Regions from separate parts of the Homo sapiens genome. Here region 2 is linked to region 1. The links are chromatin loops, found by intact Hi-C in ENCODE. Cell type or tissue: chondrocyte. All regions are shown on one strand. Links, peaks and the distances in the headings refer to the core of each region. The heading gives the core; the rest is flanking DNA. Region 1 holds the start of P2RX3 (purinergic receptor P2X 3). Region 2 holds the start of RTN4RL2 (reticulon 4 receptor like 2).

Evidence for each region. Hi-C counts contacts between places; a loop is a spot of excess contacts. Peaks named below come from ENCODE experiments on the same cell type or tissue, not always from the same donor. Only the 100,000 strongest peaks of a DNase experiment are listed, where the experiment ranks them.
Region 2: it touches region 1 in a loop (2.9-fold over the local background); 51 of 110 quality-filtered maps call a loop at or near these places.

Annotation. Positions count from the first base shown.
Region 1 is chr11:57,338,177-57,353,042 of GRCh38, reverse strand. P2RX3 (purinergic receptor P2X 3) reads right to left here and starts at 14,691. Exons shown (of 12, transcript NM_002559.5): 1 at 14,374-14,691; 2 at 6,364-6,499; 3 at 5,856-5,927; 4 at 5,565-5,628; 5 at 4,780-4,873; 6 at 4,339-4,416; 7 at 3,145-3,286; 8 at 2,145-2,281. The coding sequence starts at 14,492. RefSeq lists an enhancer at 2,715-3,214. In chondrocyte, for the core only: CTCF peaks have their summits at 3,032 (motif pointing right), 6,965 and 7,230 (motif pointing left); DNase peaks (open chromatin) are centred at 3,132 and 4,804.
Region 2 is chr11:57,446,267-57,461,132 of GRCh38, reverse strand. RTN4RL2 (reticulon 4 receptor like 2) reads right to left here and starts at 605. Exons shown (of 3, transcript NM_178570.3): 1 at 237-605. The coding sequence starts at 267. It also overlaps the pseudogene RNA5SP341 and the pseudogene RN7SKP259. RefSeq lists silencers at 329-598, 1,698-1,757. In chondrocyte, for the core only: CTCF peaks have their summits at 685 (motif pointing right), 2,113, 2,320 (motif pointing left), 3,622 (motif pointing left) and 1 weaker place; a DNase peak (open chromatin) is centred at 3,605.

The DNA of each region.
Region 1 (14,866 bases), core at 2,938-10,937:
GTGAAGGGATGGGAAGGGGCTTGGGCAGAGCCCTCTGCTTGCCACTGATATCAGATGTCCCCCAATGTCAGGGCTATTACTTGGGCCCTCTGGAAACTTTTAAATCACAAGGGTCAAACTAAGCAGCTTTGCCTCCTTCTTCTCTGGCCTGGGGGACTTTGTTGGGGGAGTCAATTATCTGAGATCCTAAGAGGGGGTGGTTTCTCTTAGGCCTCTGGGAATTATGCAGGCAGGGTCTTTGGGGATATTCCGTCCTGCCTCCCCAAATACCCTCCAAGCTTATTTAGGACCAGGTCTATCCCGCATCCTTCTGTGCTCAGGTGGGGAGGGAGGGAAGGCAGCCACAGTGCAATAAATTGGAGATAAAGAACTCCAGACCAATTCTTATTTAGATGAGAGATGCTGTTCTAAAACTGTACGATATCAGTAGTTGGGGGTCTTTATAATATTCACATTCTTCATAAGCTTTTCTGCCAAATGAGTTATTTGGAGGATTAAAGAATTCCCAATGGCCAAAGGGAAGTTATGAAGATGAAAACTTGCATTTTAGATCATGAGAATTTTATTAATATGTTACTATTTTAAGCCACCATACAAATATCCTTTGTATTGATCTCAGTGTGATATACCAACTGAATAAATATGCCAATTTCTGCCAGTGAGCCGCACAGTATTTTTAACCTACTTTAAAATATGTGTTGTTTCCTATGGTTTTTTTAAAGTTTGGAGTTGATGATGAAAGTACTTCAATTTTTAAAGATTCTTCTTTCCAGAGAATATACATGTATATTTTAAACTATTAAATATAAAGCTTAATGGGGTGGGTGATTATTTTTTTAAGTTATAAATTAACAATTTTAAAAGGTGAAATGATTATTTTTGGCTTACGTATGCCATTGTATCAGAGAATACCACCTCAACAAAGGAAATTTGAGTAACATTTATTTGAATATATTCAAATATACATTCTTATGTTCAAATGTAAATGAAATATATTCTTATGTATTTTTTTCCCCTGGTCACTCCCTATTTGTTCTATTTAAGCTGTTTAGTGTATAATGCTGTGTACTTAAACAGGGCCCTGCCAGAAACTTCAGGATCTTCAAAAACTGGGGGAAATCCACAATGTATACATGTATCAAAACATCACATTGTATCCCATATATATGCAATTGTTATTTATCAATTAAAAAGAAAACAAAACCTTTAATAAGTAGTGTTGACCTTGTAGTCTACACTTTGAGAACTGCTAACCTAAGATAACTGAGTACGGTCCTCAGCACGTAGTAGACAATTGGTATGTGTTTAATGGATGAATCAATAAATGAATGATTCAGAAAAAAAAGAAGAGAGAAACAAAACAGAAAGCTGAAGCTTTTCACACATTGGTTAATTGAATCCTGAAGATCACAGTGGTACTATCACAATTTCATAGGTGGGGAAATTAGGATGGGAGAAGACAAATGGCTTGTTCAAGCGCTTTCAGTTGCTTCCAAACAGTTTGTCCTCTAATTCCTCTCTCCCTTTCTTCAAAATGGAAAAACAAAACAAAACAAAACCCGAAAAGATCCCTGAAGTCTCAAAGCCATTGGGATGATATTTAAAGACTGGTCTGAGTTCTTGTTTGGAGAGGCATTGAAGAACCAGAGACAATTATAATTGCTACTGGTGACACACGTTTGCGGAGAGAAATGCAAAGTTGCCATCTTGTAAAATGTAAAATGATACCAGTTATCACCCTTACTTTGTAGAGCGAGAAACCTTAGAAAATTCAGGCCCAGGGCAGGGAATGGGCCTATCTGGAAGTCACTTAAGCACGTCACAGTTTCAGGCCAGTGTTAGGAACAGGCAAAGAATCGCAGAACCCTAGCATTTCAAGAGACCTTGGCCCTCTCTTCTAACTACTGACCTGCAGCAGGAATCCTTGGCGTGGTCCCCTTCAGTGATAAGGAGACACTGTCTCCCAGGACAACCAGCTAGATCCTAATGGCTGTTAGAGAGTCCTTCCTGATTTGAAATGAAACCTGAGGTGGGACTTGGGGCCAGGGGTGGGTGGATGGATGTGGGATCTTGTCTCCCCAATAAACATTGCCGTTAACAGCCCGCACCTTCTTCTCCTGGTGTCCCAGGAGACAGGGAATTACCTGAAGTTGTAGCCTGGGGACACGCTGCTTTTCTCAGAAACGCTGTCGAGCCGGGTGAAGGAGTATTTGGGGATGCACTGGTCCCAGGCCTTGTCCAAGTCGCACACCCAGCCGATCTTAATGCCCAGAACTCCCCCCTGAAGAAACGGGCCGGGTATGAGCTTTCCCCTCGCCCTCTGACTCCCTGCTCTGGGCCAGGGTGGGGGTGGGGTGGAGGTGGTGACAAATGATTTCCTCCCATCCTCCAGGTGGGAGACGGAGGCAGGGAGAACGGAAAGTGACATGTCATATACTGCTCAGTAAAGAAGTGCTGTGGTGGCCGGGTGCGGTGATTCACGCCTGTAATCCCAGCACTTTGGGAGGCCGAGGCGGGCGGATCACGAGGTCAGGAGATCGAGACCATCCTGGCTAACACGGCGAACCCCTGACTCTACTAAAAATACCAAAAATTAGCCGGGCTTGGTCCCAGCTACTCCGGAAGCTGAGGCAGGAGAATGGCGTGAACCTGGGAGGCGGAGGTTGCAGTGAGCCGAAATCGCGCCATGCACTCTAGCCTGGGAGACAGATCGAGACTCTGTCTCAAAAAAAAAAAAAAAAAAAAAGGTTGTGGCTCGGATGCGAACATTGGAGCCTCTGAGTCCTAATTTTGGGATCTTCAGTGCTTTAGCTACAACACAGGAGAAAGTGGCCACAGGTCTACTTTCCCGTCGTTTGGGGCTTATTACAGATCTAAGGCCTTTGCCTGAGGTGAAGTGTGAAGATGGGAGTGGGAAACTGAGGCTTGAGGAAGGTGGACTCGGCGGAGGCGGGGGGCAAGATCGCTCTGCGCGGGGAAAGCAGAAAGGATTCAGGCACAAAGCCAGTGGCGGCCTGGGATGCTTCCACCAGGTGGCGCTGTCTCGCGGCGGCTCCTGGCCAGTGCCGGCCAAAGGGCCCTGAAATCTGGGAAAGGGCTGAAGGTGGGGAGTTTGGGGTCGCGGAAGAATGGCTAGGTCCTCACCGTGCGCGCCAGTTTGGCAAAATCCTGCCCCGCAAACTTGACCACGTCCCCTACCCGCAAGATGGGGCAGAAAGGGTCCTTGTCCGGGTGGAAGCGGCAGGTCTTCATGTCCCTGGCTGTCAGGTTGGGAAGGAGGTTTCCCCTGGGGAGGAGCAGAGAGAGAGGTCAGCCCAGGGTTCATGGGAAGATCGTCTTGTGCAATCTCTCCCCGCCTTCCGGAGCCCAGGCCTAGGGGGGATCTGAGCCCTCAGCCTTCATCTGGACCTCGCCATCTCCCTCCCCTCTTTCCTTTCCCTGCATCTTTCTGGTGCCCCATCACCGCCTTCCCTGTGTATCAGGGTGATGTATGTCGGTGACTAATCTCCAGCTGCCAGGCTGGGAGTTCGAGAGGGCAGGAATCATTCTTGGTTACTCTGTGCATTTTTTTTTTTTTGAGACGGAGTCTCGGTCTGTTGCCCAGGCTGGAGCGCGGTGGCATGATCTCGGCTCACTGCAACCTCTGCCTCCCAGGTTCAAGCGATTCTCCTGCCTCAGTCTCCCAAGTAGCTGGGATTACAGGGGTGTGCCACGGCGCCTGGCTAATTTTTTTTTTTTTTTTTTGGTACAGACAGGGTTTCACCATGTTGGCCAGGCTGGTCGCAAACTCCTGACCTCGTGATCCACCCTTCTCGGCCTCCCAAAGTGCAGGGATTACAGGCATTTGTCACTGCGCCTGGCCTAGTGCACTTCTGTAGTGACTGGCATTGCCCTCTGCACATGGCCAATGCCCACTGAGTAGCTGTGGAATGAGTAAGTCAATGAAGGGGGGCTGAACTGACTAAGAGAAAAGGGATTTCCACACATGGGCTAGATGTGGGGAAAAAGAATGGGACGAGACCGAAAGGGTTTCAACCGTTGAAGGCATCCTTGACCCACGACTAGGCCTAAGTTGTCCCTCTCCTACCCCAAGCAAAACTCCCGTTTGGGTCTGAGCCCCAAGGTGGGGAGGCTGGCAGAGAAACTGACCCCAAAGTTCACCTGATCCTCAGTGGCCAAGGCCCGCTGGGAGATTGGGAATGGTAGGCCCAGGGAGATGGGTCAGTGGAGCGAAAGTGGGAAGAACTGTGGCGAGGGGGCATCTCCACTTCCCTGAAAACAGGTTGGCAGGGCCGGGGGTGCCTGCATCTTGGCTTTAGGGAAGGAGTGGGGACTCACTTCTCAAAGTTGAAGAGGGGGAAACGGATGCTGTTCTTGATGAAAATAGTGAAGTTCTCAGCTTCCATCATGATGGGCCTGTGGGTGAGCACAGGAGGCCTTAGCTTTCCAGGAAGAAGAGGGGGAAATGAAGGCTTTCACCTGAGGGCGACCTTTCCTGGTGGATGCCTCCAAAGGGAGACCTCTTATAGATAAAGGGCACTTTGAGAGTGGGCTATAGGAAGGGGCTGTCTGTGCCTGAGTGTCACAGCAGGAGGAGGAGGCAGGTGGGTGGGCTGGGGAAGATGATACCCTGGGCCTGAGGCCACCCCCCACACCAGGAAGGGACAACACTGGAGAAAGCCACAGACCCTCCTCAAGCTCAGAGACGCACGGCTCCCACATGGGCAAAGGGGAGCTGAGGTGGGGGCCTGTCTCCTCCTGTCTGGCTTGGAGCCTTACGTTTCCACTGTGTCCACCTCCGTGGGGCACCAGCCCTGGATCTCACAGGTCCGGAGCACAGAGCTGTAGTTCACGCAGCGGCCAGTGAGGATCCCTAAAGTGAGAGCCACAGCTGCTGGGTGGCTGCCTGCCCTTTGCTCCTCTCCCTTTCCTTCCTCCCTCTTCCCTTCCCCCCATCAGGGACCCTGGCAAGTGGGGGAAAAGAGCAGGCAGGGAAAAGGGAGCTGACTTCTCTCCTGCTGCTTCTCCTGAGCCCCAGACCCAGCCAAAGGGAGGTGACAGCCTTCCTTTCATGTGCTCCGAGCCCCAGCAACCCTGAGGACACCTCTTCTTCTTGTGCTTCCTTCCTTGCCTCTGAGTCTGTGCTGCAGCTGTTCCTTCTGTCTGGAATGAACTTTTTGAAGCCCCCTCTGTCCTGCCAAATCCTATTCATCTTCAGGGACCATCCCAAATGTCACCACCTCAAGGAAGCCTTTGGGTACTGCTCACCCAGAAGCAATCTCTCCCCCTCCCCCAGGCTCAACAGTCTTTTGTACCTCCTGGACAGCACAGGCCACTTCAAGCACCCCTGTCTGTCACCACCATCCTAGACTGGGAACTCCTCTGGGGGCAGGGGCCATGCCACCTTTGTAGCACCCACTGGGTGTGGCACCCAGGGAGCAACTGTAAATGCCAGCAGAATGACATGGAACAGGCTGGTTCCCACTCCCTCTCCAACGACGGGCTCTCCCCCATGGGTCCCACTAACACTTGGGATTGTGGGGTGGGTAAGGGGCTGGACTCACCCCCACCTGGCAAGCGCTCAGGCCCGCACTGGCTGTCTGATACACAGCGGTATTTCTCCTCACTCTGTGGGCAGACGGGTCACAGGTTGGTGAAGGACACTGTCCTGGCCTGGTGAGCTCCGCGACTCCCTCGACCTCCCCATAACCAACAGCCTCAGGAGGGTGGAGGTCCCAGGTCCCAGTTGCAAGGTCAGACTTGGGGCCTCTGCTCATACCTCCCTGCCACTGCTCCCACTCCCACCAACATTTTCAGCCTTGACCTGCTTCACCCAACCTCTGTCCTCCCCTCACCTCTGGGCAGAATCCTTGCATCTGATTTTCAGTAACAATCATCTTGGTGATGATGACAAAGACCGAGGTGCCCTTGGGAGGAGAAGAAGGGAGAGAAAAACATCCAACAGTCCCAATCAGTGAGACAGGGACTATAACTGATTATCCCCACTCTACAGATGAGGAAAGCAAGGCTTGTGTCTAGTGACTTGGCCAAGGTCACAGGGCTGGTGAGGGGCAGAGCTGGCTCTTTGCAGCCACCCACATGGCCCCCTTCTCCCATGTGTGTTGTCCTTGATTGCATTACAAGTTGTGGCAGAGCCTGGAGAGGAACCCAGCTTTCCTGATGCCCAGCACCGCAGGCCCAAGCTCTCACACAGCTCTCAGCTGCTGGGGGAGAGGTCCTCTGGATCAGTGACATCATGGATTCTAGTTTGGGAATCCCATTGGCACTCTTTGCTCGCTTTCTCCCTTCCAACCTGCCCAGTGTCTGGACATCCACATGCCTCTCTGGGTAGGGGTACCATACCTGAGGTGGCGTCACGTAATCAGACACATCCATGACTCTGTTGGCGTAGAGTCCGGAGCCCTTCACCTTGGTTACCACCGAGGACTCAATGGCTGTGTCCCGTACCTGGTAAGCCTTCTCGTGCAAGAAAACCCACCTGGGGCAGGAGAGCATAAATGAAGAGAAAGAGAGGAGTCCATAGACCCAGCAGACAGAAGCTGGGAGAGGTCACCTTCCTGCCAACACTTGGCCATGCCTGGCAGGGTGTGCGGATGGTTCCTTCCAGAGGCGTGAGACCTAGAGTGAGCCCTTGGTTGACTTAGAATAGCGTTTCTCCACCTTTTGTCCCATTACTGCCCCTCAGGTGCCTTTCTAGACATTTTCTCCCCTAGTGGTCCCCCCCTCCATGAAACTTTGATATCACAGATATCTGTTTATGTACTGTATGCAAATTTGTGCTTTATGCATAAAAAGAGTGAGAACCAATTTTCACCTCCTTGGGGGCCATATGGCCCCATTGAGAATGCATGGCTCAAAGTCATTCCATGCTGCTGATGGGGGCCACTTCTCTGGCAGGCACCCAGGAGACAGAAGGACAGAGGATCCCAGGCCTCTGCTCCCATGCATTCCAGCCTTGGCCCACGGCTGTACCCTAAGTGTCCAACACAAAGTAGCTCAGTAAACAAATCAATAAAGGTCCTTGGGAGCTCGGTGCTTGGCAGAATCTATCTGCCCAGGTGTCAGATGAGAACAGAGGAGGAAGCGGGGGACAGCGGCTGAGCTTTTACCTGGCAGGTAAAGGAGCTCGGTTGAAGGTGGGGGGGCTGGGGGAGGAGGGAGGGAAGAGTCTGATCTTATTCCCTGGATTGTGCTGCCACCCAGTGGTCATTTACCTGTACTGGCGCCTTCCTACAGCTTTAAGCCATAATGGGACCACGTGGATGAGGCCTTCCCTTTTTCCATCCCTATCTTCCTTCTCAGACTTTCCTGGCCTCGAGCAAAAGGGCCTGCAAATACCTGCTGGCAACTCGTGCCTCTGCTTTCCTATAAAGTGCCTGCCTTTCCATTTGAAATCGCCAATCACAGCCCTCAAGGCTGAAGTCCCCGCTCAGCCTCACTTAATCCCACACTTCCAGCCTTTGGCAAGATTGCCTTTATTCCTGATGGCACACTGGGAGGTAGATGCTGCCACCATTCCCATTCGACAGATGAGAAAACCTCATCAAATACGTTTAGAAAATGCCATGCAACCCTCCTCCCTCCCCGAGAAACATACGATGTAAACAAACAAATACATCTGTTACATTTTGTTAACCTCACTGTCTCCCAATCTTATTTGACCACAGAAGCCAGTCTTGGAGAAATACTGGTGACGTCTCATGGAACAGAGGAGCACACTTTTGGAAATGCTGGGTGAGGGCATTTTCTGCTTCTAACCAGGGTGGCACGAGGTTGGAAAACCACACCAGATGAAGGTGAGTGGAAGGAATTTGAGACTGTGTAGCCCAGAGAAGACAAAGCCGTAGGAGTTAGAGGCTGGGAAGCTGCAGAGCCAGGAGCTGGGCTGACCTGAGGATTCTATAAGGAGGTGGGCGAGGACTTCAATCCCAGAACCGCCTGCTGCGGAAAGTCACCACACGCGTGCCACACGTCTGGGAAGACTCCAGGACAGCATGTTGCTCACCTGGCAGGTGTGCTGAGAGGAGGCCCCTTCCTCAGGTGGAGGCTGGACTGAATGATCTCTGGGGTCACCTACTGTTGGAACATGCAAACAGCAGCAGCTCCCAGAACGTACCGGGGGTCCCAGCCACTTATAGTTTGGACACCACAATCCTATTTACTGCAAACCCCAGCGGATATTTGCAAGTGGCTCTTCGTTCGGTTTTCAGTGAGAGGGTTTGGTGTTATCCCCATCATGGGTCTTCCTTTGCTCACTGGAATCTTTTTTTCTTTTTATTCTAATTTAAGTTTAAATTTTTGATAAATAAATACTATTTATTATTATTATTTGAGACAGAGTGTCACTCTGTTACCCAGGCACTGGCGCCATCTCGGCTCACTGCAACCTCTGCCTCCCGGGCTCAAGTGATTCTCGTGCCTCAGCCTCCTGAGTAGCTGGGACTACAGGCATGCACAACCACGCCTGGCTAACTTTTTTGTTTTTAGTAGAGACGGGGTTTTCCCATGTTGGCCAGGCTGGTCTCAAACTCCTGGCCTCAAGTGATCTGCCTGCCTTGGCCTCCCAAAGTGCTGGGATTACAGGCGGGATCCACCATGCCCAGCCCTATTTATTATTGATAAGTAATAATTGTACGTATTCATGGGGCACAATGTGGGTGTTTTGATATGCCTATACCTTGTGGAATGATTATGTCATGCTAATGATCATATTTACTACCTCACATATTTATCATTTTTTCAGTAGTATTACTGGCTTGAATTCTGAATGATTTCTTGAGCAGGAGAGAAAGGGTGTAGTCAAAGCACCAGCATATGGCTTCAAACCCGTTACCTGCTTTCCTATTGCTCCTTTAGAGCAGGCAGGCGGCATCCTGATTAACGCACCACTTAGAGTGACTTGCGTGCTTGTAAAATGCTCTCATGCATACCGCCTTCTATGGGGCTTTGTGGTGCTGCTTTATCTCCCAGCACTTTTCTTTTCTTCTTTTTTTGGAAGGGGAGGGGTTTCATTCAGATTTCACAAGGAAGTATGCCTCACGTAGAAATCCCATCTGCCAAATTACGTCCTTGAAGAAGAGAAGGGAGCCTCCCTGTCACAGGAAACCCAAATGAGCATTATTAGCTCACAGCCTGGGGCCCTGCAGAGTGAAGGGAGTGAGGTCTGGGGCCTAGGCTCTCTGCTTCCAGCTAAGATGGCTGTTGGCTGTACATTCGCAGAGTGCAAACTGTGGTCTAAACACACCCTTCTGGAACCGAGCTTCAATGTGCCTAGCCACAGAATAGACATATTTCTCAGTGTCGACCTAAGGAAATGGTTTTCTGAGGCCCCTGCCCTGCGTCCTTAAAGTCCAGGAACATTTGGAGATGCAGAGTTCAGACTAGTATTATATAACCAATGCGGCACTTGCTAAGCCGAATCTTTCACTACATTCTTACTGAGACAGCTTCGTTATTACCTTCATGTCATGAATGAGGAAACTGAGGCACAGAGAGGGTGCTAACTTGCCCAGGATTGCAAAGCTGGTATGTCAGCTCTAACCAGACAACGTGCTCCAGACCACTCACAGCCTCTTCACTCGAAGGTCTCTAGCTGTGTCCCAGCTCAAAGCCAGGCCATGCTGGCCCCCTGAACCGGACCCTGTGCTTTTCCTACCAGCTCCTGCTCCATCACCAGTGAAAGCATCTCCTGGCTTAGGAAAGTCTCAGGAGGAAAGGGCCGAGGACTCCAAGGAACAATCAACCAATCTCCTACCTCCTCCTCCTCCTCCTTCAAGGCTCCTTCTTGTGCCCAGTGGGGTGGAGAGGCCACATTAGAATTCTCTCTCTGACTTAAATAACAAGTGGAAGAATTTCAATGGCCTCACAGGGCCTCGGGATGTCATCAAGGCAGCTAGAAAGAAGGGGATGCTTCATTTCCAGAACGGAGGGGCTGAGGCTGTCTCTGGAGGCCAGGGCTCAGGAGCTAGGGCAGGCCTGAGCCTTCGATTCTTGGCATTTACTCTGCTGCTCTGACTATTTTCTTCTCGCATTCATGGTTTATTATTTATAGAGCGGAAGGCGTGTGGCAGCTCCTTGGCAGGTGGGATGTGCAGGAGAGAGGCCAGAGCCGCGCCCCAGCACCCTCCCATCCGCCCCCAGGGAGCCAAGGAGGAGGCTGGGGAGTGGGTGTGAAGAGTGCACGCTGTGTGTGTGGGAGGAGGAGAGGGGTCTCTTAGGAAGGTGTGAGCTGGGCAGAGGGAAAGGGGGAGGGGTGATGGGGGGGTCTTTGTGAAGTAGTCGCAGTTGCCATCTATTACTGAGTCACCATCTCCGCAAGGCACTTGACATATGTTACCTCCCCTCCCTATAACTCCCAGGGAGGAGGTATTCCTAAATCCATTTTCCAGATATGGGGACTGAGACTTAGAGATGTAAAGTCACTCTTAGGAGGCCCTCTCCTAGTTGGTGTCAGAGCCAGGCTTCTAACCAAGTGCTCTACGTTCCATATTGGGGGAGAGGGCAGGCAGGAATGAGAGTCACTCCTCTCTCTGGACCAGGATGACTGGTCCAGATGGGGCATCCAGCCAGGCATGGTGACTCATGTTGTAATCCCTGCACTTTGGGAGGCCGAGGCAGGTGGATCACTTGAGGTCAGGAGTTCGAGACCAGCCTGGCCAACATGGTGAAACCCCATCTCTACTAAAAATACAAAAATTAGCCGGGCGTCGTGGCACAGGCCTGTAATCCCAGCTACCGGGGAGGCTGAGGCAGGAGAGTCGCTTCAACCCAGGAGGCGGAGGTTGCAGTGAGTCGAGATTGCACCACTGCACTCCGGCCTGAGGGACAGAGCAAGGCTCCGTCTCAAAAAAAAAAAAAAAAAAAAAAAAAAAAAGATGGGGCAGCCCAACAGTTCTTCCCACCATAACAGCTCTTTCCACCATATCTGTCACTTAATTGTGCTGACAAGGTGCCTCACAGTGATACCCTGGGCTGAGAGGATGGAGTGGAGAGCCAAGAAGGCAGGATTCTAGACCCTTCTCTTTAAACCAGAGCAGCTCCTCCCTTTCACCTGCTTTATGTATTGAACTCCCACCTAAGATCTGAAATGAGGCTGAATTTTATGAACCAAAGCATGGGGCTGTACAGATGGCAAGTTTGTGGACTGGGTCTTGTATGGGGGAGGAACAGGGCAGGTAGGGCAGGGCTGTGGTGGGGTCAGAGGCTCCAGCAGCCACCAGTGACCCTTCAGCACAATGGGGCATCAAAGGCCTGGGAAGTCCCTGGCCTCCTAGTTTGCAAGGAGGCAGCTTCCTCCAGGAAGGCCCTGGAAATCAACCTCAGGCCAAGCACAGGCTATTGCTTCCAGGGACTCAGATCCTAGGGATTTCCTTCAACTTCTCAGGTCCCCAAAGGATCCAGAACGGGGATGGGCTCTCGGGAAGTCCCACTCCACAGAGGTGAGTGGGGATTACCACGTGGACCCAGAAAAGATGTGAGAAACATCAGGTAAGTCCAGGCCTCTCTGTGTGCCCTGGAGTGGGTAAAGGAAAATAGTGATGAAATGGTGTCAACCACAGACAAGCAGCTGAGGCCAGGGGCGGGGGTGAGAGCGTATGTGAGATGACCAGGTGGTGTGTTGCTGAGAAGTTCTCAGAGAAATGATGGACTCATGTTAGGCAGAGTCTAGGTTGTTGACCTGGTTGGGATGATGGGGAAGAGATTGAAGTATCAGTGAAATATTAACACTATAGCCTTAAAAATCCCTTCAAATTCGATTGGGTCCAAGCCACTGTCACCTCTCTGCATAAACTGCCTCTTAGCAGGTTTTCCTGCACCCACTCCTACTCCTTCCACTTCCAGGGAATCAGCCCAGGTGCTCTTCCCAACTCAGATCTCATCGTGTCTGTCTCTCTCTCTCTCAAACTCACGTGCACACACACACAAAAGTGCACACAGACACACGGGTTAAAATGCTTCCATGGCTTCTGTTTATTCATCTCCTGTAAAAACAAAAGCTCTCTAAGGGTGTCTGAGGTCCGGCCTCTGTGTGTGTTCCCATCCACCGTACACCACCCTCACTCATCTCTGCTCCCTCGGCTCCAGCCACAATGACCTTCTTTTCTTTCCCCTGTTTGCCAGCCTCCTTCCCTTTGCAGAGGTGGGTTTCTCTGCCCTGAACTCTCTTCCTTCCCTCTTTCACCTGGGCTGCTCTTACTCATCCTTCGGGTCTTGGCTAAAATGTCACATCTCCAGAAAACCTTCCCTTACTCCCTGACTGGGCCAAACACCTTCACAGAAGCGGCTCTCTATAACTGTGCACCTCTAAGCCACAGTTGACATTTCACGTTTGTGGAGATCATCAGATGAATGCCATCTCTTGCCTTCCGCTGTAAGCCCCAGGAGGGCGAGGACCCTGTCTGCTTTTGCCCACCATTCCGTCCTCAATCCACAGTGCCTGGCATGCAGAGATGCTGGTACATTTTTGCTAAATTAATGACGGTGGACTCATGAAGTCACAACGTGCATGGGTTCACATACACGGAGATGGGACTCAGGTCAGGGGGCTGGGCTGCAGAGGGCGCTGATGTAACTGGAAGGCAGTGTCCCGTGGGGAGCTGTCAGGCTAGGAGATGGATGGGGTTGGAAATTAAGATGCTAAAGAGCTTCGCACACTCGCTCCAGCAGGCTGGGCTCCAGCCCTGAGGACTGGAGGATTCTATCTGATCATGATGAGACAGAGACAAGGGCAGTGGGGGCTGAGCGGGCTGGTCTAGGAGCCCACTCTCTCCCCCATCAATCTCTGCCTGGAGCCAGTGGAGCCAGGCCAGAAGGGGAATGTGCTGAGCCAGATTTTGCACTCACCTGGGCCAACATACCATCTTGTGGCTATAAACAACCACAGCATTGAATATACACGTGAACACAGAACATTTAGGAACCAACTTTGAGCCAAGCTCTAGAGATGCAGACAGCGAACATTTGCAAACCTCGTATCTCACAAAACCTCAACATTGGAAGGGAACTTTGTGGCCATTTAATGCTATTCCAAAGCTTGAATCCCTTTTCTAAAATCTCCCAAAGGAGCACTGGATGGTACAGCCTTTTTACAATACCTGCCCACTGAAGCCTACCAGGGCTTGCCCAGCACACAGAGCAAAAAATCACCTAAAAAGTCACATCTAGCCACCTTTCCCTCCACACCCTCGCATAAACTTCAACATTTCAAGCAAGCAGGTTTGCATGCAGCTTCAGCCCACAGGCACACAGGATTCTCCTTTGACCTGCTTGAACTAACTCCTGACAGTCAGTGGATTGCTGCCTCAAATGCAAAGACCCATTGTCTGAAAGAACAGCATAAGATTGGAGACCCGCATGCCAGGAAAGAAAACCTTCGAGGTTTCTGCCTGTATTTCCTGGTGCCCACCAGTGTGTGGAAATGACCACAAGAAGGACAGGACCTGCATTCTTCCCCAGCCATTGTCTGCTCCACAGCCCTTTGTGTGCGTGTGTGTGTGTGTGTGTAGGTGTGTGCTTGCAGGCGGTGGGGGCTGAGGGGATGGTTGCACCTTCCTGGCTCTTAAGCAACTCCTAGGATGGGTTACATGGCACAGGGTCAGGGAGAGGTAGGGAACTTACACTTTTTGACAAAGGGGAGCATTTCTGGATTCCTGGGGAGGGAGCGGCACTATGTTCAGAAAAGCTCCTTTTCTCCTTGGCCACTCTTCCCTTGGGCCTCTGTTTGTTTCCTCATCAAGGGGCAGTTCCCTCTTTGTCCTCCCCTTCAAGAGCAGAGGGCTTCTCCCTTGCCCTTCTCTCTCTCACCATCTCACCCATCCATGCCAGAAGGAAATTCCTCATTCTAAAACAGATCCAGTTCTCTCTTTCCCTCCCGGCCACCAACTTGATCAACCTGCCACCACCCCCTTGTCTCAGTGCCTTCCCTTCCCTATTCCTGTGCTGTCTTGTCTTTTTGAGACCCCGAAGACTTGACTGAGGGGAATTCGAAGATGTGGGAGGGGGTCTGCCTGTTCTCTTGTTGGGGAGATGAGAGCAGGGAGGGTGGAGATGGAGCTCCTGAGCCCTCCCTCGGTGGAGGGCAGTGCCGGGGCAGGGACCCTACTACTCCGAGCGTGTGTCTTGAAACCAATCTCAACCCTGGAGGACGAACTGGGAAAAGAATTCACCTGGGTGAATTTAGGCCCTAGGTGGGGGTGGCAGAGGCCAGTCTTTAAGACTCGGCTCCACAGAAGAAACTGTTTCCCCCAGGAGCAGAGGAGCTCAGGAAGCTGGATGGTAGCACCGAGGCAGGAGGGTGAAGACGGGATACCAGGCAGCCCACCCCGCCAGGAACCTGAAAGGCCACAGACTCACCCTACAAAGTAGGAGATGATCAGAAGCTGAACTACTCGGTTGATGATCCCGATGGTCCAGCTCTTCACAACCACCGACTTGGTGGTCTCATAGGTGAAGAAGTCGGATATGCAGTTCATGCTGAGAGAGTGCTCAGGGGACACTCAGAAGGGGGCCCAGTGGTGGCCTCAGGAGAGGGAGGTCCTACAGGACAGGGAGACGAGATCACGACCTGGAGGGGGCAGCTTAGAGGGGTTGGAGGAATGGGGAGCCTGTCCCTTTAAGCCATGCAATCCTAGTGAGATTCTCTGCTCTTGATACTCTGGCTTCCAAGAGGCCAGGACCAGGGCGGGGGACCCCCTTTTTGTTCGTCTCCACTCCACTCCCCTGTGATGTCACAGCAGGGGTGGGGTCTCCAATCCTGGGCTCCTGATTGCCTGGGATGTAGCTGGCTGGAGCCCTCTGGGACTAATGTTTTATCTGCACTCTGTCTACTGTTTCTGTTCTGTTCTCT
Region 2 (14,866 bases), core at 1-8,000, 110 kb before region 1:
TGCCCCCTGCGTCCCACCTCGGTCACGAGCTCCTCGCACGCGCCCGCGGGCTCCCAGCCAAGTGCCCTCCTGCTGAGAACAGCCCTGGCGGCGGGGGCGCGGCCCCAGCGCTGAGCTTTTCCCCTTCCCCAGGTTACCCCACCTCCCCAACTGCCCCACCCTCAATCCCTGAAAGAGGGGACGCCCTGCTTCTCTCCCCAGGATGCCCTCCGCTCTCCCGCCGCTGGCGTTCTTACCTTGCAGCAGGCGCCTGAGCCCGGGCAGCATCTTGTCTCGATGCTCGGGGGAGGGGGCAGCGGGGGGAGGGCGCTCCCACTCGCTCCCTGAGCCCGCCGGATGCACGGCGGGGACCCCGCGGGGCTCCGGGAGGGCCCGGGAGTCCCCGGGCTGCGTGGCCGGGCCGCGGCGCTCTACCCTGCGCCGCCCGGGCTGCGGGCCTCGGGAGGAGCCATCGGCCCCGACGGGACGGGGCGGGGCGCGACGGGGCGGGGAAGGCTGGGGCTGGCCGTCGACGCCCAGCGCCCGCGCCCCGCTAGCTGCGCTGTCCGCTCGAGAGTCCGTCAGTCCGTCTGTCCGTGTGCCCAGGCTGCTAGCCGAGGGAGAGTGGGGACAGCGAGGAAGCTCTTCCCAACCACCCCCACTCCTTCCCGCACTCGCTGGCTCCTCCCTCGTTTGCTGGCTTGCCGACTTAACCCTTTCTCGACCACTAGGAGGCGGGAGCGGCTTTCTAACCCCCTCCACCCCGCCCCCCTCCCCCCCGCTTAAGCGACCCGGAGGACTGTGTTCGATCGTCCTCGCGGCGCCACTCTTCTAGAGAAATCCCTTCTTGGGGGAATGCGGTAGTTTAGAGGAACGCCGTGGACTTGTCCTGTTCCCCCCTCCCAACTTTCCAGGAGAAGATGAGCTTCTGGGTCACCCCCTCCCCCGCCCCCAGCCGCGTCCCTCGCGCCAGTGTCCCAGCCTCCAGCATTTCTGTCCCCTGGGACAGCTCCAAGATTCCACTTTTCCTTCCACTCCCAGACCTCAAGCCCAGTGTGCGACTATAAGAATAGTATATGCAAGAGTTTGTGCGTGCAAGATCGAGTGCATATGAGCGTGCACGTGCGCGCAAGGATGCTTGTGCAGGTGTGACTCAGGATGCTTGCCCGTTACCCTTTGTACGGGCTTGGGGAAGCGGGGGGGGGGGCACGTGAGTGTGCACACGGGTGAGCCGCTGAAAGTCCGCCAGCGTGCATGTCTGAGCTGGTGGGAAACGTGAGGCTGTGCGAGGTTTTGCGCTTGCGATCTTGGGGATGGGTGGAAAGAAATATGTGCCCGGTGTGTGTATGCCCCTTAGTGCATTTACAAGCGGGTGCGAGATGGGCGCGCGTGCGAGTGTGTGCGTTTTTTTGTGTATGTATGATGTGTCCGGGAGGGGAGACCTTATCTCCCGCGGGGGTGCAGGAGAGGACCCAAAGCTGGGGAGAAGACTGTTGGCTTCGCGTGAACTTCCTCTACCCCCTTTTAAAGAGGGGCGGATTATGGTCTCACTGGAGCCCCTCTGGCCCTTCATGGCCTGGTCACAGGCGGTATCAGCAGACCCATCACCTAGGCACTTCCCTACAAAGGCTGCAGGGCGGTTGACCCAGGTCTTGACTCGGCCCGGCGCGTCCGCGGAGCCGCCCCGGCGTAGGATAGGCTCGGGGCCCTCGGGGGAGCCGCTTCGGGTACGGTGGCCAGGCAGCGCTGGCGGGGTTGGGGCTGCTGGAGCCTCAGGTGCGGCGGTGCCGGGGCTGCTGAGCCCCCTGGGCTGCCGCTCCCGCGAGCACAGAAGCCCCTCGCCCCGCTGCCCGCGCCGCGGCTCCTCCTTTCCTATCCGTGCCAGGGTCCAATGCAGTGCCTGGCATACAGTCGGCTCTTGATAAATGTTGGTCTTATTCTTCCCATTCATTCTCTGCTCCCTCCACGGTCTCTCGTTCTTCTCGCGTTCTCATTCGATTTCTCTGGTTTTCTCCCCCGACTCTTACTCATATTTCGTGGTCTCTGTCTCTCTGTTCCCTCCCTCCCTCACTCTCTCTCGGACCTTTTCTGTCTCTACTCGTCTGTTTCCCTGCCCGGTCTTCTGTCTTTCTCACTGTCTCTCTGTGTCTTCGTCTCTCTCCTCCTCCCCGCGGGGCTCCCTGCGTCTCTGTCTCTCGTCTCTGTGTGTCTCGGTGTCTCTGCCTCCCTTTCTCTCCCCCTCTTCCCCAGTTTCATTCCCAGGCTCCCGGCCCGTGGGCACCTCGGCTCTCGGGTGCCCCCTGCTGGTTCCATTTTCGGACCTTCTCGGCCCCCCAGCTCCTCTCTGTGCCCCTAAATTTCCTTTCCCGCCCCTCTCGTTTTCGGATCAGGTAGAAACAGAAAGAAAAGTCTCTGGGGCTCCCGTCTTCCCTCACCCAGGGCTCCCCCTATTTCCAGGAGGCAGGACAGGACCCTGCGTTTCCCCAGGACCCACCCCGACTAGGGCCTGCGCCTGGGGGGAGGGCCTGGAGGCGGCGGCGGGGAGGGAGTGTTGGGGGTAGCAGGGTGGGGTTTGGCGTCCTTCCCCGGAATGAGCCGCGGCACAATCTGTCGCTGGGTTTGTTTGCCGAGCTGCCTCCGGAGCGCAGTGGGGCTGGCTCCCGGGGAGCGAAATATCACAAGATGCGGAGACAGACGCTGAGGGGCGGGTGGGCGGCGGGCTGACTCAGGTGTGCTGTCATCGGTTCCCGGGGCCCGCGCTCTTCGGGGAGGGGTGGGAGGGGACCCCGGGCCCCCAAGGCAGGCGGAACCCCGAAGCTGGGGGGGAGCTCCTCCTCCTGGGACGAGCTGCGAGGAAAGGGAAGCCCCGTCCGGGAATCCCTGGCTCCAGGCAGTCGCAGCCCCTCTGCTCATCCCCGCCCCTTATACAGGTGTCACGGTTTCCCATAATTATCTGCTGACTCACCCCCTCCACCCCCAACTAGACTACCAGCTTTTTGAGGGCAGGGAACTCGTGTCATCCATTGTCGTGTTTCCAGCAGGTGCCCACTGAAGACTTTTAGGTGGCTGGCTGGTGGGTGGGTGGCTGGCTGGTCTCATTTTACAGTAGGTGCCACAATGCATTTGGTCTTCTCTGTAGAGCACTCTGACCCCTCTTACCTCCCCCCATCCACATTTGCTGTCCCCACCCCACCTAGCTCCGGTTAGGGTTGGGGGGAGGGGGGACGAATTGGAAATTTGAGTCTGGAGATCAGAGTTCTCCAGGTGACCCTAGACAATGTACTCCCCTTCCTTGTGCCTCAGTTTCCTCATCTGTACGGTGAGGCTACCCGGTCATCGCGAGGCTGCATTAAGTCTCCAGGCACCCCAGGCATGAGAAAGTGCTTGGTAAAATGAGGTGTGTTGGTGTGTGGAGGGGTGGTAGGTAGCTAATGTCGTTACTATTTTGGCAGTAATTCTTTGGTGGCAATGATTGTCCCAGTAGAATCAGACACATCATGCCTGAACATGAGTTGGGCTTCTGCAGTTAGACATTTTGAGATCGAGGACTCGGCCTCTGGCTGGACTCTTGGACACTGGGCTGGAGGCTTGGCCGGGCTTTGGTGTGCTGGGTCTTCAAGCCTTGGCCGCAGTGCTGGCCCGCCCTCTGGTGGCTCTAGGTGGATCTGCAGCCCCACGGGAAGCCAAGATCTCTGGAGATGGGCTCAGCGTCGGATTTTCCCTGAGAAGGAGGAGGACACCCGCCCCCGCCCACCCCATTGTCTGGAGAACAGCTGGCTTTGGAAAGGAGACCAGGTAGAAGGAGGGGTTTATTGGCACAGACTGGATGAGTCTGGACTTCCGAGTTCTCACTTACTAACAGCGCAGCTACTCTCAATGTGCCACCCAAGATCCCCCTTCCCTCTGGGCATACCCACCGAGTGAGTCCACAGAACCTCCCTGGCTCTTCCCTTCACCTCTTTGTCACCTTCACTGTGTAGAACACTTGGCGGTTAGTGTACGAGGTCCGGTGGCTCAATGGGCGAGAGCACAGGCTTTGATGGGTTTGTGCCCTGGCTCTGAAGCTCTCTAGCTAGGGAGGGGACCTTGGGCAAGTCGCTTACCTTTTCAAACCCCAGTTTTCCTATTCAGAAGATGGGAGGGGCTGGGCATGGTGGCTCGTGTTGGTAATCCCAGCAATTTGGGAGGCTGAGGCGGGCGGATTGCTTAAGACTAGGAGTTCAAGACCAGCCCTGTCGACTTAGCGAGACCCCTGCCTCAAAATTAACCAGTCAGTCAATCAATCAATCAATCAATAAAAGAAATTGGGGGGTGGTGACACTAGTTCCTAGCTCAAGTTTGAGGCCATCCCTGGTGACTTAGAAGGACCTTGTCTCAAAATAAATAAATAAATGAATAGATAGATAAATACATAGATAAATAAATAAATAAGATGGGAGGAAGAAGGACGATACTTGTTCCCAGCTCATAGAGTTGTTTGAGGCTTAAAAGAAACAAAGCATGAAAGAACATAACAGAGTAGCTGACCCTGTATTTGGTAAATGCTGATAATATTATTTTTACTTTTATCCTAGTGACTACCTGGAGAAATAGGCATTGCAGTCTAGAGGCAGAAAGAAAAATGATGATCTGCTGTCATTTATTTATTTATTTTGAGACAGTGTGTCATTCTGTCTCACTCTGTCATCCAGGCTGGTGTGCAGTGGCATGATCCTGGCTCACCGCAACCTCCGCCTCCCAGGCTCAAGCAGTCCTCCCACCTCAGCCTCCCAAGTAGCTGGGACTACAGGCAGACACCACCACGCCTGGCTAATTTTGGTAGAGGTGGGGGTCTCACTATGTTTCCCAGGCTGGTCTCGAACTCCTGGAATCAAGCAATCTGCCTGCCTTGGCCTCCCAAAGTGCTGGGATTGCAGGTGTGAACCACTGCACCCAGCACCTGTGGTCTCATAAGGAGTGAGTGGCAGAGCCAGGTCTGGGGGTCAGTTCTTAGATATGACTTCCTACCCACGTGTACTACCCCTCGGATGACCTTCACAGTTCCACCCTACCTGGCACTTGCTAGGGCTGCCCACTGTGGTAAAAGGAATCCTGGTCCAAATTAAAAGTCCTGAGTTCTAGCCTGGTCTCTGCCTCCGAATGGCTGAGTAACTGGGACAGACCTCTCCTCTGTGGGCTTCAGTGTCCCATCATTGAAGGGAATATCTTGGACTCCATGTTCTAGAGAGTCCTGCAAAGCTACATCTTCGTATCATCCAGGTGTCTCTGTGACTCCCAAACTAGAAGCTACCAAAAATGGAGCCTCTCAGCTAGATCCCATGCTGCCTCCACTTTCCCAGCTCTGGGCACGTGATGTGGGCCCTGGGGGAAAATCAGATTTTCTAGGGATTCCTTCAGACCCCACCCTGGGCTCCTCAGCTCTCCCACTGGTCACCAGGCCTGCTCCTGAGCCAGTCAATGGAGACACGTGCTGCCTACTGTGCTGGGAGGTGGAGGGACGGGGCTGCACTTGTCACCCAGAACCCTTCCACAGTGAGTTCCACACCTTGTTCTGCCTGGCCTGAGGGGAACAGGGCTCCTGTCCAGGCCCTTTCTAAAACAGGCAAGAAAACCTAAATTAGTATAAAGGGCAAGGTTGTCAGAACATGTTTTTCTCTTTCCCTGTCTCATTTTTAGGGTCCCTGTCCATGTATTGTATGTATGTATGTATGTATGTATGTATGTATGTATGTATGTATGTGTGTATTTATTTATTTTGAGATGCAGTCTTGCTCTGTCACCCAGGCTGGAATGCAATGGTGAGATCTTGGCTCACTGCAAACTCTGCCTCCCGGGTTCAAGCAATTCTCCTGCCTCAGCCTCCCAAGTAGCTGGGACTACAGGTGCACGCCACCACACCCGGCCAATTTTTGTATTTTTGGTAGAGATGAGGTTTCACCAGGCTGATCTCAAACTCCTGACCTTGTGATCCATCCTCCTCGGCCTCCCAAAGTGCTGGGGTTACAAGTGTGAGCCACCAGGCCTGGCCTATTATTTATAGTACAACGGGTATATATTAAGCCCTTGCTTCATGTCATGAACTTACGTGTGCTGGCTGATGTAGAGTAACTCTAGCGGGGAGAGTCTATTAATGTCCCCTTCTTACAGATGGAGAAACAGGCTCAGAGAGGTAGTGCTGCTCTTAGATCTGGTCAAAAAGAGTCCTTCCCTGAGCCCTGTGCTTTAGAGGGCTCTGCTTTGGCCCTCATCTAGCCAGTTTCCCTCCATGGGGGCAAGAAGTCCCTAAGACCAAGGAATGTGCCTCCCAGAAGCTGCATCTCTCTTCTAGACCACACTTAGGTTATCCTGGACCCTGGAATCTCAAAAAGCCCAAGTGGACTTCCCGGCCCTTTGTGGGCTTCTTCTCTGAACTACCTTTCTGCCAGTGCATGAACCCATGGCCAAAGGGTGGCCAAGGGGCAGATGTTTGGAGAGGGTGTGGTTGGGCCTTAGACATGTTGGTTGGATATTCATGTGCATGGACATGAGGCCCCTTGTTGTCTGAGATGGAGCTGTGGTTGGGAAGTGGAGGGAAGCTGCGTGTGTTTTGTTTTTTTTTGAGATGGAGTTTCGCTCTTGTTGCCCAGGCTGGAGTGCAATGGCACGATCTTGGCTCACTTCAACCTCTGCCTCCTGGGTTCAAGCAATTCTCCTGCCTCAGCCTCCCAAGTAGCTGGGATTACAGGCGTGTACCACCATGCCTGGCTAATTTTGTATTTTTAGTAGAAACGGGGTTTCACCATGTTGGTCAGGCTGGTCTCGAACTTCTGTCCTCAAGTGATCCACCCACCTCAGCCTCCCAAAGTGCTGGGATTACAGGCGTGAGCCACCGGGCCTGGCTGCTGGCTGTATTTCTGTATAGAACTTCAAGGAGCTGGATCATTCTAAATTTGAACCTAGATTTCAAAGGTGAGGTTCCTTTCCAAGTGCAAGATTGATGCTTGCAGTTGGGAGGCTAGGGATGCCTTGGGGGCAGAGGTTGCCCGGCTTGCACTAGTGGGGTGGTGCCTCCCAGGCTGTGGTACCAGTGCCTCCCTTTGCACTCCAGCCCTGCCCCTGCAAGTGTTAGGGGCAGCTGGGTGGAGAGGTCACATAACTTCATCAAAGGTTACATGACTTAAAAGCTGCAAAGCCAGGCTATGAACTCAAGTCTGGGTGAATCTTTTCTTCTTTAATGAAGCTCCACACCAGTCTTAACCAGAAGTCAGAATTTTAGCTCCCTGGAGTTCTCTTGGTTAGAAAGTTGAGTCCCATTGTTTCTTGGAGTTACCTTCCAGTGAAGAGAGCCTCCCTATCCCACTTGACTCTGAACTTGCTGAGTTCAGGGTCCATGTTGTCTTTGGCTTTGTTTATTTTGTGCACCTGGCACAGCCCTGCAGAGTAGGTGCTCAGCAAATGTTGCTGACCTATCAGAAACACAGTCTACTGTGGGAGGTGCTAATCAAACAATCATGGTGCAAGGTGCTATGGGTAACATCTGTGTTCAGCAGAGTGGGTAAAGTCTAGGATGGAGGTGGGGTTGGGGAAGCATTGGGAAGCCCTGCCTAGAGTGGCCGTGAGATTAGTTGCTGTAGACTCTCTTAATTTGAGAACCCTCTATCATGGGGCAAGAGACTCTGATGATTCCCTGTTGCATTTTGCACAACTCTCCAACCCTCCCCCATTTCCTTATAGGCACCGTTGGGGATGGCATCCCTTCATTAGGTGATCCCATGTGAACAACGCTTTTCTCATTTCTGCAGTAAGTGAACAGGACAGAACAATTCCTTTCCCCTTAAATTCTGTGGGTTGAAGCCACTAGATTTGCAAGGGAGAGTGAGTACATGTATGTGGGGTATTGTAGGAGGTGGGGCAAATGGAAGTGCCGCAAGCTCTAATATGGGGGACACATGGAGCCTCCTGCTACTGGTAGTGGGGGACTCAGGCCGTTGCCCCAGTTCAGGCCCCCACTATAGGATCAAACACAGTAGGCCAGTGACACATATCTCTGCCTCTCAGCCCATTTTCTCCAATTAATTTAATCTGTCCAGGGTGTAGTTTTGATCATGCATTCCCCTGCTCAGGAGCCTCAGTGGCCAAATCTGGCTGGAAGCAATTAATGTCTATTGACTCTGAAGTGCTCGCTCACATTTATAAAACAAGCCTCAAGACTTCAACAGATAAACAGGTGAAGGAAGTGGATGACTACTTCACCCAAGAGGGTATGCAGAGAGTAAACAAATACTTGGAAAATAGTTCAACCTGTTAATGATCAAAGAGATAGAAATGAAAGCCGTGTGAGGATAGCATTTCATACTTATTAAATTAGCAGAAGTTTATAAACACCATCACCCAGCACTGGCAAGGTTGGATGACGTCTGTGTTCCTACATCTCTGGGAGCAGTGTGCAAAACTCTGGAAAACAATCTAGTAAAATATAACAAGAGCCTTGAAAATATTATTACTTTTTGACTGACTAATCTCACTGCTGGGATTTGATCTTAAGAATATAATGCAATAGACAAAAAAAAGCTCCAGGCATGACCCTGGCATTATCCTCCATTTCCCCAGACAGTGAAATGGTTAAGAAAACTGCAGTTAACATAGTCAATGCAATATTATGCAGCCACAAAATGATAATTATAAAGAATATGCAGAAACATGGAGACCGGTTTATAACATCATATTTGTTTATAAAAGTCAGGATAAAAGAATTTGCATGAACACTGATTGCGACCATGTAAAGTAAGTATTCATGTTGACAAAGTCTGGAGAATATGCAAAATTGAAAATTATTGAAGGTTGGGAGAATGATGGGTGGTTTTCCTTTTACTTGAAGAATGTTCTTTGTTAATGTTGGAAAATTATTTTCACAACATAATGAGTTCTGTAAAAACAAATCCTCTTTTATTGCTTATAGAATAAAGTCAAGATGCTTTAGCCTGTGCTCACTGTGATGATTACAATGATCACATTTATTAGGTACACTTACTACATTCCAAAGAGAGAAGTGAGCACGTTGCACAGGTGATTTATTACTATTATTATTCTTTTCTTTCTTTCTTTCTTTTTTTTGAGACAGGGTCTCACTATGTTGCGCAGGCTGGTCTCAAACTCCTGGGCTCAAGCAGTCCTCCTAGCTCGGCCTCCTGAGTAGCTGGGATTACAGGCTCATGCTACCATGCACAATAAAATCTTGTGATTTTACTGAGAGCTCCTTCGGAGATTCTGGCAGGACAGAACAGGTGCTCATATACCCTTGACTGAAGAATGGTCCTCCTCTATCAGGAAAGGTCTTCCTCTTTGACCAAGTGTGCAGTTTCGGGAGGAATGCATGCGGAGTGGTGAGGGAGAAAGGGGACACCTGCCCAGCCAGCCTGATCAGCCGAATCAACTCTGGAGATCAGTGGGGTGACAGGTGTCACAGCCAGATCATCCTCACATGTTGTGATTTTATTGAATCTTCACAACAACTCTGTGAGATAAAAACAAACATTATCTTCAATTTACAGACTAGACATCTGAGATTCAGCGAGGTTAGCCCTCCTGCCTAATTTTACACAGTTAGCAAAAAAGCTGGGTTTCAACCCCAGCCTGTGTAATTGCAGAATTTGAGCTGAATTCTGGAATTGGCATTGTATGTTGATGTTTAAAGAACTTCAGTCATTAATGTATCGCTATCATGATTTTGGGGATAGCTGTGGCTCACACATTATGTACTATGACTTAGTAATTTTAAAATTTAAATCAACTCAATTTTTAAACATGTGAATGCCTACTTTAGCATTTTTTGTAAAAGCAAGAATCCCCTTGGAATCATTCATTAAATATGTTGGTTTTGTTTTTCAGTGCGCGATAAAATGAAAACATTAACAGTATAAAGGAGTCATACGAGATCGTTTTGTACACCCCCCTTTGGGAAAAACTGAACTGCCTTATGCTCCAGCCTCCCATTCCGGTCTTATCAGCACCTGCCTGGTCTGTCTCCCAGACCTTTCCCAGCCTCACTCTGCTGGGGAAGCTCAGACCACCCTATACCTCCAGTTGCCCTCAGTCTCTGCCCTTCCCCAGGTCTTGCCTGAGCCAAATCCAGATCAAAGCCATTAGTGGACAAAGAGGACACAGATTCAGAAGGCTGCCCACTACAACAATGAATTTCCAGTTATTAAACTCCTACTGTGTGCCAGGCATTATTCCAGAAGCTTTATATACATTATCTCTATTGGCTTTTTATAATGACCCTTGAAGTGGGTATGATTTTTACTTCTATTTTATATGTTAAGAAAGTGAGGCACACAGGGGTTAAGGCATTTGCTTATCACACGATGGGTAAGTAACAGCCAGGGTTCAAGGCTAGTACTGTTGAGCCCCAAAGTCCTTTCTCTTACCACTCTGCTTTTCAGTCTTTTTATTTTTATTTATTTTATTTAATTTATTTCTTTTAGAAACATGGTCTTCCTCTGTTGCCTAGGCTGGAGAGTGCAGTGGTGCAGTCGTAGGCTCACTGCAGCCTCAAACTCCTGGGCTCAAGCAATCCTCCTGCATCAGCCTCCCAAGTAGCTGGGACTATAAGCATGCATCACCACGCCTGGCTAATTCGTTTTTATTTTTATTTTTTGTGGAGACAGAGTCTCGCTATGTTGCCCAGGCTGATCTTGAACTCCTGGCCTCAAGCTATCCTCCCACCCTGGCCTGCCAAATTGCTGGGATTACAGATGTGAGCCACCGTGCCCAGCCCTCTCTTTACTGATACATTATATTTGTACATATTTATGGGATACGTGTGATATTTTGTTACATATATAGAATGTATAATGTTCGACAGGGTATTTAGGATATCTATCACCTCAAGCATTTATCATTTCTCCCATCCAAATACTAACCAGGTTCAACCCTGCTTAGCTTCCAAGAACAAACAAGATCTGGCACATTCAGGGTGGCATGGCCGCAGACAAGCATTTATTATTTCTATGTGTTGGAATATTTTAAGTCCTCCATTCTAGCTATTTTGAAATATACAATACATTGTTGTTAACTATAGTCACCCTCCTCTGCTATCGAACATTAGAACTTATTACTTCTATCTAATTGTATGTTTGCACCCACTAACTAACCTCTCTTTCTCCCCCCCCACCCCCAGGCTTATTAATGACGAGGGTTATATAACGGCCAACAGCTTCCTCCACCATGCACTCCAAAGTGGGCCCATAAATTTTTCATCTCTCCAGGGTGTGGGGAAAAAAGGCACTCTCATTCATTACAGGTCGGGGTGTTAATTGGTACGACCACTTTGGAAGACAATTTGACAAATATCTATTAAATGTAAAATGCATATCCTCTTTGACCCAGAAATTCTCATTTTAGGAGTTTATCCTGCAATTATTCTAGAAATGTTCAAAAAGACATTTACAGATGGATAGTCAATGCAACCTTGTTTGTAAGTTTCATATGATGCTGAAGACATAACTTAAATATTATCAATAGGAGATTGGTTACACAAATTTTAGAACATCCACCTACAGCCATCAAAAAGAATAAAGAAGGTCTATACATTCCTTTTTTTTTTTTATTGAGACAGAGTCTCGCTTTGTTGCCTACCCTGGAGTGCAGTGGCGTGATCTCGGCTTACTGCAACATCTGCCTCCCAGGTTCAAGCAATTCTCCTGCCTCAGCCTCCCAAGTAGCTGGGATTACAGGCGCCTGCCACCACACCTGGCTAATTTTTGTATTTTTAGTAGAAATGGGGGTTTCACCATGATGGCCAGGCTGGTTTCGAACTCCTGACCTCAAGTGATCCACCCATCTCAGCCTCCCAAAATGCTGGGATTACAGATGTGAGCCACTGTGCCTGGCCAGGTCTATATGTTCTTATATTGAGCAGTACCAGAGATACCAAGTTAATAAAATAATGTACAGAACAATTTAATAATATGCTACTATTGATGTCAAAAGCTTGTGGGATGAAATATAGATATAATAATTATACACATATGCCAATGCATGCATGGATATCTCTGGAAGAACATGGAGGACACGGGTAACAACAGCTGCCCAGAATCATGTATCGGAAGGACTCTGGTTGAGAGGGCAGGGCTGGGGAATGGTTTGCCGCAGGGTTTGCCCAGCCATCAGACTGTCCTCGAGACTCAGGCTAATTTGAGGAGTGTGGGAATATGAGTAACAGAGGTCATGGAGAATCCTAACTTCTCCCAGTGCCACCTTCACCCACATGTCCACACCAGCCCCACAGGCACTTCCCGATGGATGAAATCTGGTTGTTTAAAAGGTGTGTGGGGCCTGGCATGGTGGCTCATGCCTGTAATCCCAGCACTTTGGGAGGCCGAGGCGGGTGGATCACCTGAGGTCGGGAGTTTGAGACCAGCTTGGCCAACATGGCAAAACCCTGTCTCTACCAAAAATACAAAAATTAGCCGGACGTGGTGGCGCATGCCTGAAATCCCAGCTACTTGGGAGGTGGAGGCAGAAGAATCGCTTGAACCCGGGAGGCGGAGGTTGCAGTGAGCTGAGATATCGCACCACTGCACTCCAGCTTGGGCAACAAGAGCCAAACTCCGTCTCAAAAAAAAAAAAAAAAAAGGGTGTGTGGCACCTCTGTCCACCAACTCTCTTTTGCTCTTCTGCTTCGGCTCTGGCCATGTGACACGCCTACTCCTGCTTCACCTTCTGCCATGAGTAAAACTTCCTGAGGCCTCCCAGAAGCTGAGCAGATGCTGGCGCCATGCTTTCTGTATAGCCTGCAGAACCATGAGCCTCAGGCTAATTTGAGAGGTTTGGGAATATGAGTAACAGAGATCATGGAGAATTCTAACTTCTCCCAGTGTTGCCTCTCACCGACATGACCACATCAGCCCCGCTAGGCACTCCGTTAATGGGTAGGAGGCTTGCTTGCTTGCTTGCTTGCTTTTTCTTTCTTTCTTTCTTTCCTTCTTTCTTTCTTTCTTTCTTTCTTTCTTTCTTTCTTTCTTTCTTTCTTTCTTTCCTTCTTTCTTTCTCTTTCTTTTTCTCTTTCTTTCTCTTTCTTTCTTTCTCTCTTTCTCTCTTTCCCTTCCTTCTTTTTCTTCTTTCTTTCTCTTTCTCTCTCTCTTTCCCTTCCTTCTTTTCTTTTCCTTCTTTCTTTCTTTTCTCTTTCTTTCTTTCCCTTCCTTCCTTTCTTTTCTTCCTTTCTTTCTCTTTGTTTCTTCCTTTCTCTTTCTCTCTTTCCCTTCCTTCTTGTCTTTTCTTTTCCTTCTTTCTTTCTTTTTTCTTTCTTCTTTCTTCTCCTCCTCCTCCTTCTTTTTCTTCTTCTTCTCTCTCTGACTCTCTCTCTGTCTCTCTCTCTTTCTTCTTTTTTTTTTTGAGATGGAGTCTGGCTCTGTTGCCCAGGCTGGAGTGCAGTGGTACAATCTCGGCTTACTGCAACCTCTGCCTCCCAGGTTCAAGCATTTCTCCTGCCTCAGCCTCCCGAGTAGCTGGGATTACAGGCGCCCGCACCACACCTGGCTAATTTTTGTATTTTTAGTAGAGACAGGGTTTCGCCATGTTGGCCAGGCTGGTCTAGAACTCCCAACCTCAGGTGATCCACCCACCTCAGCCTCCCAAAGTACTGGGATTACAGGCGTGAGACACCGTGCCCAGCCAGGAGGCTTATTTTCTTGATAAATTACCCAGTCTCAGGTATTTCTCTACAGCGATGCAAGAACAGCCTAATACATCCAGGCTCAGCATCAGTGGACCCAGGTGGGAGAGCTTAAGATGTCAAGGTCTGAATGCCGCTTCCACACACCTTTGGGACCTAGGTACTCCCTCTCTTTTTCTTTTTTCAGTAGAAGATGTTATCTTCTCCTTTCTCTGACCAGTAGTTGGTGATGGTTTCAGAGATAGTTTTTCAGTCAAGATATATTTCAGTGGCTTCACTGAGCCCAAGTTCCCTCGCCTCTCTAGGACTTTATTTCCTTGTTTCTAGAAGAGGGATAACACATATTTTCTAAGGTGGTTGTGAGATTAAGGGAGCTGGTACCGGGTGGTGCATAAGGACAGGATAGAGCAATGGTGAGACCACTCAAAAAGCGAAAAGTTGACCTGCGAGGGTGACACTTATCAAATCAGCACACAGTGGGAGTGGAAGGAATGTCCCTCATCAGTTACAATATTTGGAGAGTGCAAGTTATAGAAAACCCAGCCCTGGCCGGGCGCGGTGGGTCATGCCTATAATCCCAGCACTTTGGGAGGCTGAGGCAGGTGGATCACGAGGTCAGGAGTTCAAGACCAGCCTGACCAACGTGGTGAAACCCCACCTCTACTAAAAATACAAAATTAGCTGGGCGTGGTGGTGTGTGCCTGTAATCTGAGCTACTCAGGAGGCTGAGGCACGAGAATCACTTGAAACCGGGAGGTGGAGTTTGCAGTGAGCCGAGATCGCACCACTGCACTCCAGCCTGGGCAACAGAGCGAGACTCCATCTCAAACGAAAAAAAAAAAAAGAAAGAAAACCCAGCTCTAACTGGCTTAAACAGTAAGAAGATCTATTATATTATCCATCTCAGGCAGCAGCAAGCCCAGAGGTAGGGGACTCCAAGGTTGGTTGATCCAGGGCTTAACGATGTCATCAAAGACCCAGGTTCTTTCTGTCTCGGCACCTCTGTCTGCAGGGCCAGCTTCATCCTAAGCCAGATTGTTCTTGTCTTGATTACAAGTTGGCTGCTGGGCCAGCAGACGCTGCCTGCCTCCCTGTTCATCTTCAGAAGTAGAAAGTGGCCCTTCCCCAGTCATGGAATGAAAGAGTTTCCTTTCTGTCTGGGATTGCTTAGGTCCACCCACCTGAAGCCAATGACTGTCACCAGGAAGGTAATATACACTGATTGTCTTAAGT